Linked DNA regions of Homo sapiens: regions 1 and 3 are each linked to region 2. The links are chromatin contacts, found by Hi-C or POLR2A ChIA-PET in ENCODE. All regions are on one chromosome and are shown on one strand. Each heading gives the region's core, a stretch centred on a gene start or an enhancer-like site at or near the end of the contact. The rest is flanking DNA. Distances are from core to core; before and after follow the strand shown.

What was found. Hi-C counts contacts between places; a loop is a spot of excess contacts on that map. ChIA-PET counts read pairs that join two places held with the same protein, here RNA polymerase II (POLR2A). Pooled maps may share reads with other maps.
Region 1: a loop to region 2 is called in a map with no recorded cell type, with 4 times the contacts of the local background. The contact joins two enhancer-like sites. A Hi-C loop is called at or near these places in 9 of 37 single-sample maps with no recorded cell type and 7 of 50 pooled maps. POLR2A ChIA-PET finds 5 or more read pairs at or near these places in 1 of 52 experiments (activated T-cell).
Region 3: a loop to region 2 is called in a map of naive thymus-derived CD4-positive, alpha-beta T cell, with 2.6 times the contacts of the local background. The contact joins the promoter of LINC02639 here to the enhancer-like site in region 2. A Hi-C loop is called at or near these places in 1 of 168 maps with a recorded cell type or tissue (naive thymus-derived CD4-positive, alpha-beta T cell), 1 of 37 single-sample maps with no recorded cell type and 6 of 50 pooled maps.

Annotation. Positions count from the first base shown.
Region 1 is chr10:4,174,190-4,178,201 of GRCh38, reverse strand. It overlaps LOC105376368 (a long non-coding RNA gene), which reads right to left. Exons shown (of 4, transcript XR_930587.4): 4 at 3,745-4,012. Among named protein-coding and RNA genes, the nearest start is that of LINC00702, 68 kb to the left of the region's middle. Within about 2 kb of position 2,194, at least 2 of the 41 ENCODE cell types and tissues checked have a DNase peak (open chromatin) inside an H3K27ac peak, as active enhancers do.
Region 2 is chr10:4,032,282-4,036,387 of GRCh38, reverse strand. The region is part of intron 2 of LOC107984195 (a long non-coding RNA gene); the gene reads right to left. Among named protein-coding and RNA genes, the nearest start is that of MIR6078, 43 kb to the right of the region's middle. Within about 2 kb of position 1,412, at least 12 of the 41 ENCODE cell types and tissues checked have a DNase peak (open chromatin) inside an H3K27ac peak, as active enhancers do.
Region 3 is chr10:3,832,476-3,836,532 of GRCh38, reverse strand. LINC02639 (long intergenic non-protein coding RNA 2639) reads right to left here and starts at 2,583. Exons shown (of 2, transcript NR_134490.1): 1 at 2,296-2,583; 2 at 1,805-2,052.

The sequences.
Region 1 (4,012 bases), core at 945-3,444, 140 kb before region 2:
CTTTACTTCAAAATCAGCAATGCATAGAGATTTTTAATTTTTCTTTCATTTTTATAAAAATCAGTTGCATATTTGAAAGCAATTCGTAAGCCCTATGGGTTTTTTGGAAAGCGCTTTTATGATTGTTGTAAGAAAATGTTCTCCATGTCAGTAACAAATGGCTGTCATGGAATTTTGGCAGCAAATGTTTCAGCCGTCCACATGAAATGGAGGAATATTTCTCCACTGAGATTAGTTTCTGTTATACTGTGTTACTGGAGAGAATGATAATGGAATTTCTCTTCTGGGCTTGTCATGGATAAAATATTGTATCCATTCTATCACATGAAAGGGAGGAGTAAGATTAGACAGTATTTAAAGAGAGTGGCTTCCAGGATGGAGTCTTCCAAGGAAAATGCAGGGTTCCTGGTGATGCTTTAAAAAGGGATCTTATTGGAAGGCAGCTCTGTCTCACCTCTCAGGACAGTGTTTTTACAGTAAACCTGGAGACATTTAGTGTTAAATGACAAAATGTCAAATAATATGGCCACAGATCCATAGATTCAGGTCGAATTCTCCCCCAAAAGAAAACAACATACTTATACAGGGACAAGCATGACCATACAATTAATATGTAATCATTATGAAGGTTTAAAAAGGGGATTAATTGTATTTAGCCAACAATGATGAAAGGTGACCCCAACATCTTGACTCTGGCTTGCTTTCTCTCCAACCTGGTGAACGCTTCATCTTAGAGGAGCACAGTAGGTCTGCACCGCCCTGTCCCAGACTAAGTGGGGGTGACTTTGGACACTGGGCATGTGGTTCTTGGAGAGATGACATGTCACAGCAGGCTCAGTTGGTTCCAGGTATATACACACATGTGCGTGTACATACACATGTACACGCACATGTGCACCTATACACACAAATATGTGCACATACACTTGTGTACACACATATACACACAAGTATGTGCACATATGCACATGCTCACACATCCACATATATACACAAATATATGCACATACACATATGCACATACACACACATCCACACATATACTCACAAATATGTGCACTTACACATGTACACACATATACTCACAAGTATGTGCACATATGCACTTGCACACACTCATGCACACATGTACACACAAGAATTGCACATAGCCACATGCACACACTCATGCACACATGTACACACAAGTATTGCACATAGCCACATGCACACACTCATGCACACATGTACACACAAGTATTGCACATAGCCACATGCACACACTAATGCACACATGTACACACAAGTATTGCACTTAGCCACATGCACACAAAGACAGGCAGGCCATTTCATGCCACCTTCTTCTAGACTGTCAAGGACACAGTTATTTTTTTTTCATCCAGTTTGGCTTCTTCATCAAAATATTTTTAACAAAAAATTCATGATTCATCTTTTTTAAGTTTCTTTTTTTAAAAAAATTTCAGTTCCCCATTCACTTTAATCTGGTGATTTTTCAGAAACGAATGAACTAGCCACACTGCATCTCCTCTCATGCCAATTGTCCTTGGAGTCTTTTTTTTTTTTTAGAGAAGGAGTCTCACTTTGTCTCCCAGGCTGGAGTACAATGGCACAATCTCGGCTCACTGCAACCTCCGCCTCCTGGGTTCAAGTGATTCTCCTGCCTCAACCTCCCGAGTAGCTGCGATTACAGGCACATGCAGTGATGCCTGACTAATTCTTGTATTTTTAGTAGAGATGAGGTTTCACCATGTTGGCCAGGCTGGTCTCGAATCCCTGACCTCAAGTGATCTGCCCGCCTGGACCTCCCAAAGTGCTGGGATTACAGGCGTGAGCCACCGCGCCCAGCAGTCCTTGGAGTCTTTGATCTGTGCACTAAAGAACTGGCAAAGCCAATAATGTTCTCTCTCCCTTTGAGGATAAGAATTCTTTGGTCCACCCAGAATTTGTGTGGTCTTGCAGCTTCTAAAAACAAGTGGGAGGAAGAACAATGAAAACCTAGACACTGCTGTTTACCAAGTGTTCTTTGAATAGCATCCTGATTGGCTGCACACTGGTTTAACTTTCCCTCTTTGAAACTTCTGCTTCTGAATCACCAAAATAACAACCCGAACTTGGTGTTCTAGGGCCCAGCAGCAGCCTGAAGCCCTGGCCACTGTCTGTTCCCCTTCTTATTCCACATTTCTCTGTCTCCCTCACACCATCTGCTGAACTCGAGTCTGAGGGGACACTTATTTCTAAACCCAAGTCATGTCTATGGTAACAGAAGAAGCTGAGCAGGGGCCAGCTGAAGCTGTTGTCACTCATTCCTCTCAAGGCTGGGGTCCCTCATCTCCCTGTCCTACCTTCTATGGGTGTAAGGTTGCAACTCAGGCCCACATGGAGGTCTGTGGAATAATCTTGGATGTCCTCCTCCAACCCTCAGCTGTCAGGTGGCCTGAGCTGCTCCAGGCCAGTGGTTCTCAACCTTGACAGCCCGCTATAATCCCAATGTCCAAGCCACACCAAGACAGGGACAGGACACATGTGTCTGCACTTTGTTGTCAGCGTCTACACATGCCAGCTCTGGAGTCAGACAGGCCTAACTTTAAATTCATGCTCTGTCACTTCTGAGCAAGCAGCAACTTCTGTCATGATGCAATTATTCTCTATGAAAGTGGTTCTACCACCTTAAAAATGGAAAGATTAACTCACGAGTTTATAAATAACAAGGCTTAAAACAATCCAAAATATAAAAAACCGAAAATGAGAGAGAATGGATGGGGAGATATATTTTAAAATACCAGTGTATGTAAGCGGGGTTTCCATAAATTCAATCTAACCATGGACATATTCAAAGGCACATGGACTTGTAGGAACATTTTCTAGAAAGTTTAAGTGCAGAATACGTGAAGCCTGTCAGAAAGTTTAACAGCACACACACAAACACAACAAAACATACTTGTTGTTTTCACTGGGTTTTTGACAAAATCATTTTGGGCAAGGCGTGAAGGTGACATGGGGCAGACAGAAAACAAAATTGCTCTGTTCCACGGTTTTTAAATCTTCTTCACCAGAGAGAATAACCTCCCCAATTGGGAGAGGTGAGGTTAACCTGTTCACATGGGCTGGATCAGGGCTTGCACGTCAATGTTTCCAGAAACACAAGGCCCTGTGCTGCCTCGGGAACCTCCACGTGTGCAGGAAACTGACGATTCTTTGGGAAAGGAAGAAGTGCCACAGACTGGCTGTTTTCCTGATTTTCACGGAGAAATTCTGGTGTTGAGCCTGGACAAAATTCTACAGCAGTTTATGACGCACATACAATAATTTATTGAGGTTTGCAAAAAACAGAAGGTTTTGCTAAGAATGTATGTAGAATGATCACTCTTTTGAGATCGCAATACCAGGCATGCAGCATCATCTCTCCTTCTTTTTTTTTTTTTTTTGTTTTGTTTTGAGATGGTCTCGCTCTGTCACCCAGACTGGAGTGCACTGGTGCGATCTCAGCTCACCGCAACCTCCGCCTCCGAGGTTCCAGCCACTCTCCCACCTCAGCCTCCCCAGCAACTGGGATTACAGGAGCATGCCACTATGCCTGGCTTTTTTTTTTTTTTTTTGAAGCGGCACTTTTTTTTTTTAGTAGACGGAGGGTTTCACCATGTTGGCCAGGCTGGTCTCCAACTCCTGACCTCAAGTGATCGCCGGCTTTGGCCTCCCAAAATGCTGGGACTACAGGCGTGAGCCACTGCGCCTGGCCAACATCATCTGGTAAGCATATTTTTCTTAGATCCTACATGGTGGTTAGCTCAGATTCAAGGCATATGGGCGTGGTGCCTGGCCGCCCTCTGTTGGCAGAAACCAGTGAGAGGGAAGGAAGAGGCTCTGTTGGAGTGACATGGATCTTACAATCCCAGGGTGACCCCTGCCTGGAGGCTGCCTTGTGTCAAAGTGCTCTGATTTGGTTCGGGTACAGGGTACCATGAGTGTCCGGGATGGCAATGACTAGGCTATCACAGCAGGGCAATCTCCAGAG
Region 2 (4,106 bases), core at 163-2,662:
GTTTTAACAGTAATCTTACAGCATTTTACAAATATGTATTTATTTATTCATTCATTCATTTATTTAATTATTTTAGAGACAGTGTCTCTATCATCCAGGCTGGAGTGCAGTGGCAAAATCTCAACTCACTGCAACTTCCTCCTCCCAGGTTCAAGCGATTCTCCTACCTCAGCCTCCAGAGTAGCTGGGATCACAGGCGTGCACCACCACACCCCACTAATTTTTGTATTTTTAGTAGAGATCAGGTGTCACCATGTTGGCCGGACTAGTCTTGAACTCCTGATCTCAAGTGATCCGCTTGCCTAGGCCTCCCAAAGTGCTGGGATTATAGGAGTGAGCCACCGCGCCTGGCCTAAAAATGGCATTCTTAGCATCTAGTAATCTTACAACATTTTAACAGACACACACACACATACACACACACTTAAGGACCTTTAGCTTTTAGCACATTAGAAATATATTAGGAGTTATTTTAAATATTAGCTTCATTAGACATACAAAATAAAAGAAATAAAATTACAGTAGATAATTGAAACTTGTAGTACATAGCGCGTAGATGTAACCATCTGGACTCAAACTGGGAGGAGCAAAATATAATCTTAACTGATACGTTCTGTTCTGAACAGATGTTTCCAACCCCACATGGAGGATGTGAATCTCTTAAAATAACACATTTCCAGGAGCAACATTAGAATTATCAGCAACACATTGCTGCTCACTAACCCTAAAGAAAGAGTAAATACAGACAGAATTTCATAAGTGCCTTCAAGATGGGAGAGGATTGTAATTTACTCTTCAGGATATTTTGCTATATGTGATAAGTGCCCAGTAAATATGTGTAAATGCAGCTGTACCCACAATTCTGTTCAGAAGTTTCCATATCCTGAAACTAAGGCAGGTCATGTGTGCATGTGGGTATGTGCTAACCATTCTAAATCAAAGGCGTGTCACCCCTGCCGAAGCCCTCGCTGTCAAGAACTCTCAGCATTCCTTCTCTCGGTTGAAATCCGGGACTAACGTTTCCTCTATTCAGAAACATTCAGTTCTTTCTTGCCCGTGCATGGCTAAGTGATCTTGTCCTTCAGATGAGATCCTGCATCCAGCTCCTTTGCCTGCATGTAACTTTTTCTTGCTTCCGGTGTGACGAATAAACCAGCAGTCATCTTGCTTTTAACCATCACCCAGAGTATTTAAAAGGGAAAAGTGGGAGGCGTCAAAAAAACAGGGGGACATGAAAGACATAGGACAAAAGTAATCATGGATAAAGACTTCCATCTGCTGCACGTGAAACAGTGTCTGTTTACTCTGGACTTTGATGGGTGCCTGTTCTCTACAGCAGGAATGAAGCAAAAAGTGAAACCATAATTCCTCCCCAGAGTGACAGCATTCTGGCCTGGGGAGCCGAAGTGTGCACATGAATCAGTCGCCGTTTCAGGCTAACATGACTGGAGAAGCAGACAGCACCTGGAGACCGGGTCTGGAAAGTGAACCCCACACTAAGTGTACTGAAGTGTGCAAGGGTCTTGGATGGAAAACTAGAATCCCTATTTTTAAAAAAAATCATGGGCATCTAAGGAAAAGAAAATACAGGCTCCAAGTTTTTGAATTAAAGGGGCTTTAGAGCCTGCTAAGCTGACTGACTTGATTCATCCAGAGGTCAGGTGATGTTAAGTGGCATGTCCACAGTGGAGACGCCAGACTCTGATAGGAACCCACTTCTTCGGATCCTTCTAACTTCCCTATGGGGTGAGGCGGGGAGTGAGGAGTTAAGATTGGGAAGCTCAGATGAAACTCTACAATCTAAAAGAGGATTCATTAAAGAATATGGGCCAAAGGGTTCAAAATCTATCACTTTCTCAAAACACAGTGATAATTTATTGCAGAAATAGGCTGAGAAAAATTAGGGTTCAAATGGAAAATCAGAGAGCATTTAGGAGAACATTAGAGGCCCAAACCAAAATGGGCTTTGTTTTGTTTAATTTGGTTATGTTTTGCAATGAGCAAAGTGCTCGGAAAAGGGCCCCATCCTTGAAGTAGGGGGAGAAAGGGCCTTGGGGAGGGTTGGAGGATAGAGGGACGAGAACAGGACGGGGGCGGCAAGGACAGGCAGGGACTCTGCCCCAGGGAGAAGCTTATTCGACGCAATTCCGCACAGTGGGCCCGGGTTGTGTGTCGACCAAGTCGCCCATCGCTCAAGAATCCTTAGTGCAGTGAGCGAGCATAGGGCCTTCAAACTGCTGTCCAGGGGACATTCCTAGTGTGAGGCCAGGCGGGTCCCAATACGAAGGAGAAGAGGGGCTCTGTGTTCCAGGAGCAGGTCTTTGGAGGAGAAAGTCCAGAGATCCTTGCGCAGTGAGAGCAGGTGCCCTTGTGCAGGGAGTCATAGGCTTGGGCTGGTCCAGAGATTTGGGGACAACCCCAGGGCCACTCATCTTTCCAAGGAGGGTCTATTTGTCTACGCCAGATCCTTAGAGCAATACTTCTGTCTCAGAACCTCTTCTCAATCCATCCGTGCTCCATCTCTAAATCTGGCAGGTGGCCCTCAGCACACATCTGCCTCCTGCCTCCCAGGCCCACCCAGCTGTGAGAATTATCCTATGCTGTGTTCCAACAGAGCCCAGGACTTCGTCCTCGTCCTGAGGTCCTGGGGCAGGAGCGCTGTCCTGGCTCCACCAGAAACCATCTGGTGTGGGTGGAAGGGGAGTTACTCGGTATTCCCAGTGGCTATTACCTCCTGTGTAAAGTCAGGGTGAATTTCTAAGCCCTTCACTAACTTTCAGTTTTGATGCTATGACTAAGAGGACCTTTGTTTTGTTTCATTTGGTTTTTCAAAATGAGTTGTGTGTGAATTTTTTTACTATGCCAGAGTCCAAGCAGAAAAGAAACCAACAGAAGGAGGATCTTCTATGACGGCTTCTTGTTAACATTTAATGCAAATAGAGACCTTCTACGAGACTCAAGACCAGGGCTGGCCCAGCCGTGGTGCATAGTGATGCTGAAGAGAAGGAGGTGGGCTCTGAACCCCTCCAACAGTTTCAGGCCTGTCTCCAAAATGTACAAGGTTGTAGCTTTGGGAAAACCACTCAGCCTTTTGACACCTCAATAATTTTATCTATAAAATGTAAATAAACTGTGCATCCTACCCAGAAGGAATGTTGTAAAACCAAAATGAAGTATTGCACGGAAACGGGTAGAAAAAGTGTCTGGCTCATGGTAGGTTCTCCATGTCTCTTCTGATTGCATGGTCAAGACTTGGAAGATGGGAGTTAATGCTGTGCACTGAGCATACTGAGGCCAGAGAGCGCTCAAGCAAGGCCAGGCAAGAAAGCAGCATGGTGAATCCTGGGTAAGCGTGGTGGGAGATGAGTGACATTCTGATATGCTGCAGAGAGAAATAGAGGGAGTGGCTCCCCTTCTCACAAGGGTGTCCTGGTATCCCGGACTGGACTAGTCAACCCTCCACCTCACCCTCTGCTGTCCCCCTGTCTGGCTATAGTAATTGGAGGAAAGGTAAGCACTTCATACAACAGAGCAGTAACAGCCCCTCTCCCCAAGGTAGCTGTCCACTGCAGGGGCCACAGGGCCATGTCCCAGTGGGAAGCTGCCCTGTGATTTTCTGAAATTTCCAAATTGAAACTCAGAAGTCCTGGCCAGGCGTGGTGGCTCATGCCTATAATCCTAGCACTTTGGGAGGCCAAGGCGGGTGGATCACTTGAGGTCAGGAGTTCGAGGCCAGCATGGCCAATGTGGCGAAATCCCTTCTCTACTAAAAATTAAAAAAAAAAAATTATACAGGCGTTGTGGCGCATGCCTGTAGTCCCCGCTACTCAGGAGGCTGAGGCAGTAGAATTGCTTGAACCCAGGATGTGGAGGCTGTAGTGAGCAGAGATCCAGCCTGGGTGACAGAGTGAGATTCCGTCCCAAAAAAAGGTCCTTTTAGGAGTCCAGAGATGTTGGCAGCTATGAACCAATGTAGTTTTACAGAAAATCCAACCCAGAAGTCAAAATCTGAGTAATCAGCAGTTCATTCCTGTTGGCATCTGATTGTCCCTATAGTCAGTGCCTCTCTTGACCCATTCCTTTCCTAACCCTTACATGATCTGGTT
Region 3 (4,057 bases), core at 1,334-3,833, 200 kb after region 2:
TTGGATCAAATCCAGGAAATGTAGAAATGCTATTTTCCACGAAGCTAAGATTGAAGACATTGCTACCCATGCAGTTTTAAAACAAAGTGAAAAATATCAGACAGTTTCACATTTACTCTAGCTCTAGATACGAATGCTTTACAATACAAGAGAGCTAGAGATACAAATGCATATGATCATAAATACCTTTAAAATTAAGTATGAGTTTTCCAGAAAGTATTTAGGTATAGCAGGAATACAAGAAAAAAAACTGAGGCCACACTATAATCTATACAAATTGGGGAGAAAAAAGACAGTGCCATGCTGTTGTTGACTTGTATTGATGAGAGAGTAGCTGGCATGTTGGAATTCTGTGGCACAGATTTAAACATCTATGAGTCCCATAACTTTTAAAGATATATGGGGTCTGCCATATACACTGAACCAACCAGGATGCCCTAAGAGAGCATCAGTAGCAAGTCCAGCCACTGCTGTGTTGTTAGCAACAGCACCCATGCTTCGAGGGGAATACTAAGCTGCAAAGCAGGAACTTCCATGGGGAAGTCCTGCGAAGCAAGCAGAGTGGGGCCTCTGTGTTTTCCTGCTTTTAATAGAGTAGCTTATCTCTGCCCCATTGTCCTCAGCCTGTAATTTGTAAACTTGCTTCTGCTGATTGTCGTTGGCTGTGAAATCGACTCCTGCTGGAAACGGTTGACAGAACTTCTGTCTGCCTTTGACAAGCAGCTAACTCATTAAGCGACTAGTTTCTTTTTAATTCAAAATCATAATTCAACAACGGAACAATCTCAAAAAATGACTTGAAAATTCAGAAAGTAGTTTGATTTTTTAAAAAAACCTGTATATATTTTATGTACTGGAGGAAGGAGCAGGGAATTGTTTATTTAAATTTTGTTTTTCTCAGAAGGAAGTAACAGTAAAGTTGGTGTAGTTTTCAAATCCCTCATAGAGGAAAAATTTAAACAAATGGTTTAATATTACTCAATAGGTCAGTCTATTTACATTGCTATTAACAGTTATCAGCAGACTTAATACAATTTTAAGAGATTTAACAAACAGTTGGAAATTATTAATTTGAACAAGTTTAAAAATCAGTTTTACAGATGTATAACTGATGTTAGAATAACTAACAAAGATTCAATTATATGTGTATAGAATACAATTTTCTTAAGTATATAAAACATTTATAAGAGGAATATATGTAAGACATTTTATGCCCATATCATGGGCAATTTTCAGTTCAATATAACAGATATTTAAGATACCTTTAGCTCAAAGTTTTATTAATTAGAATAAAAAAGTTAAAATGTGTTTAATATTAAATGCCATCATTAATTCAACCAATTTAGTACATATTGCTGAAAACTGTTGAGTAAATATACTAATTGTTTTGCAATTCTGTACAACTTCACTGAGGTCTCTTAAACTTTTGACCTTCTTCATTTTCTTCAAAGACTATAAATCATGATATTTTTTAGTAATCTTTAAATTATTACTTAATCTTTTTAAATTTAATCCAATAGCAAGAATGTTTTCTGAGGCGGCAAATGAAAAAGAACTGGGTGATATGCACATTTACTGAAACAAAGATGAATAAACCCAGTGGCTTCCCTACACAAGATAATAATCTAGTCTGCAGAAATTGGCAACCTAATATAAAATAGAGCTGATGATAATTTCACCATAGGGATTTCAATGTTTTGTGACTATCTATCTATAATTCTAAACATTTTTTGACCACAGTCAAGGGGACAATAAGACCTGGTTTTAGAAATCGTTCTTACACATAATGAAAACTTGTTTGACATCCATTGAGGGAGCATTTATTAACCGCCTCTGGATGAGGTGGAGACTGGCGCTGGGATGTAGGTAGGACGGTGACAAGTGTGGTCCTATCACATGAAGGACAGTCATACAGAGGAAGGGTGAGATCCAGTGCCAGCATCTCAACACCATATGTAACACTTCCTCCTCTGCTCCAAACCAAGAAACAACCGCCCAGCTTCCTTCTCAGGAATCTCATCCATGTGTCTCAGACAGAGGGATCAGGTGTTGCTGAGGAGGAGGGATACACAAAATTCAAACACAGATGCATTTAATCCTTCTCAAAGCCTTTCCTATGAGTACGTATTGTATGACAGCTGGTTGTCCTCAAGAGCTACTCTAGAAACCGTCTTTGGATCTCAGAAACTACTAGGGATCCAGCCGGCCCCATTCTCCCCTGCTACCCTCCTGCAGACGTACATCCTTGGATAAGACACTTAGTTTTCCCTGGACTGAGGGTGATGTAGTACTTACCTCATTTCATTAAACTGATGACTTACTGATACAGCATCAAAAACAGAAGCCACTGCAGTGAACCTTTCTTAGTCCTGGGTGGAGAGCCGTGCATTGTACGTGGGTTAGCTCCTTTTGTCCTCAGAATAATCCATGAAGTAGATAGTAGCATCATCCTCATTTTAGGTTGGCAGCTGGAGTTCACATGGCTTAAATAAATAATGTGCCCCAGACTGCACCACGCGCGAGTGAGCAAGCGGAACCCCACCAGGGCGGCCTCTCTCTTGGTCTTGGAGTGTCACTGTTACTGCCATTCAGAGGGTACAGGACAAGCCCTGGGAGCATCCTTGGGGCACAGCAGCTGCTCAGAAGAATCCTTGTAATCCCGTCCTCTGAATGAGGGATTACTGGAGCAGTTCAGGACGGGCAGGAGGACTTCTGAACAGGTGTTGGTCTGAGCCAGGGAACCTTGGGAGCACTTTAGGAAAACCCTGGAATATCACTTTTTTGTTTGTTTGGTTTTTATTTTTTTTCTTTTTTTTTTGTTTTTCTGAGACATGGTCTTGCTATGTTGCCATGGCTGGAGTTCAGTGGTGCAATCACAGCTCACTGCAACCTCAACCTCCAGGGCTCAAGTGATCCTCCAGCCTCAGCCTCCCAAGTGGCTGGGACTAGGGGTGGATGCCACGATGCCTGGCTAAATTTTAAATTTTTTTGTAGAGACAAGGTCACACTATGTTGCCCAGGCTGGTCTCAAACTCCTAGGCTCAAGTGATCCTTCCACCTCAGCCTCCCAAAGTGCTGGGATTACAGGTGTGAGCCACCACACCCGGTTACTTCAAAATATTTGACAGCACCTGTGCCCACGACATCTTAGGGCACCACCCCCCTGACAGACTCCCTGATACAGGCATGAGATGTCTAAGGGTTTATTTTCCACCTGCCAGCTGTGTGATAGTCTAGCTTTCCAGGAACGCGGCCTCCCGTCGGGATGTTGTGTGTCTTTTCTAAACTGTTCCATTCATGTCAGCTCTGGTTGTCTACAGACCTTTATTTTTCTGCCTCTATAAAGATTCTGTCTTTCCCAGTGGGATTCTCAGAAAATGTCTTCTCTTTTTCAAGACTAGCCAGACACTGCCTTCAGAAAAAAATCTCCTTTCAATTGATTTCAAATAATGCTTTATACTTTGATAAGCATCTTTAAAAGAAAGACATAAACTTGCCTCCAGGCTCTGCAATATTAGCCAGTGTTTAGAGAATAAAGATACTGACAGAAAGAGTTTTGTATTTCAGTGATGGTCTATTACATTTCCTTAAACATCATCCTCGTCCACTTGATGAATGGTAAGATATTTTCATCTCTTTCATTTCATAAGCTATTACCGTTGAATAAAGTTAAAGCACTGAACAAAAAGACAGGATACGTGGCTGTGGTCTTCATCCTGAAGAAAGTGATTAACCATAGGACACCTTGAAATTTAAATCTCTGTCTCTTCACTCATAAAATGGGAGTTATAGTACATGAACTTCTTCACAGAGTAATTGTAGGGAAAACGATTAGTTCACATAAAAGTTATGAAAATGGAGACACTATCACCAAACTGTTATATATGAAACTCCTTTCTTTCTCTTTTCTGTTTCTGTTTTATTTTTGCTGTTTTTGAGATAGGGTTTCACTCTGTTGCCCAGGCTGGAGTGCAGTGGTGTGATCTCAGCTCACTGCAAACTCTGTCTCCTGGGCTCAAACCCTCCTACCTCAGCCTCCTGAGTAGCTGAGACTGCA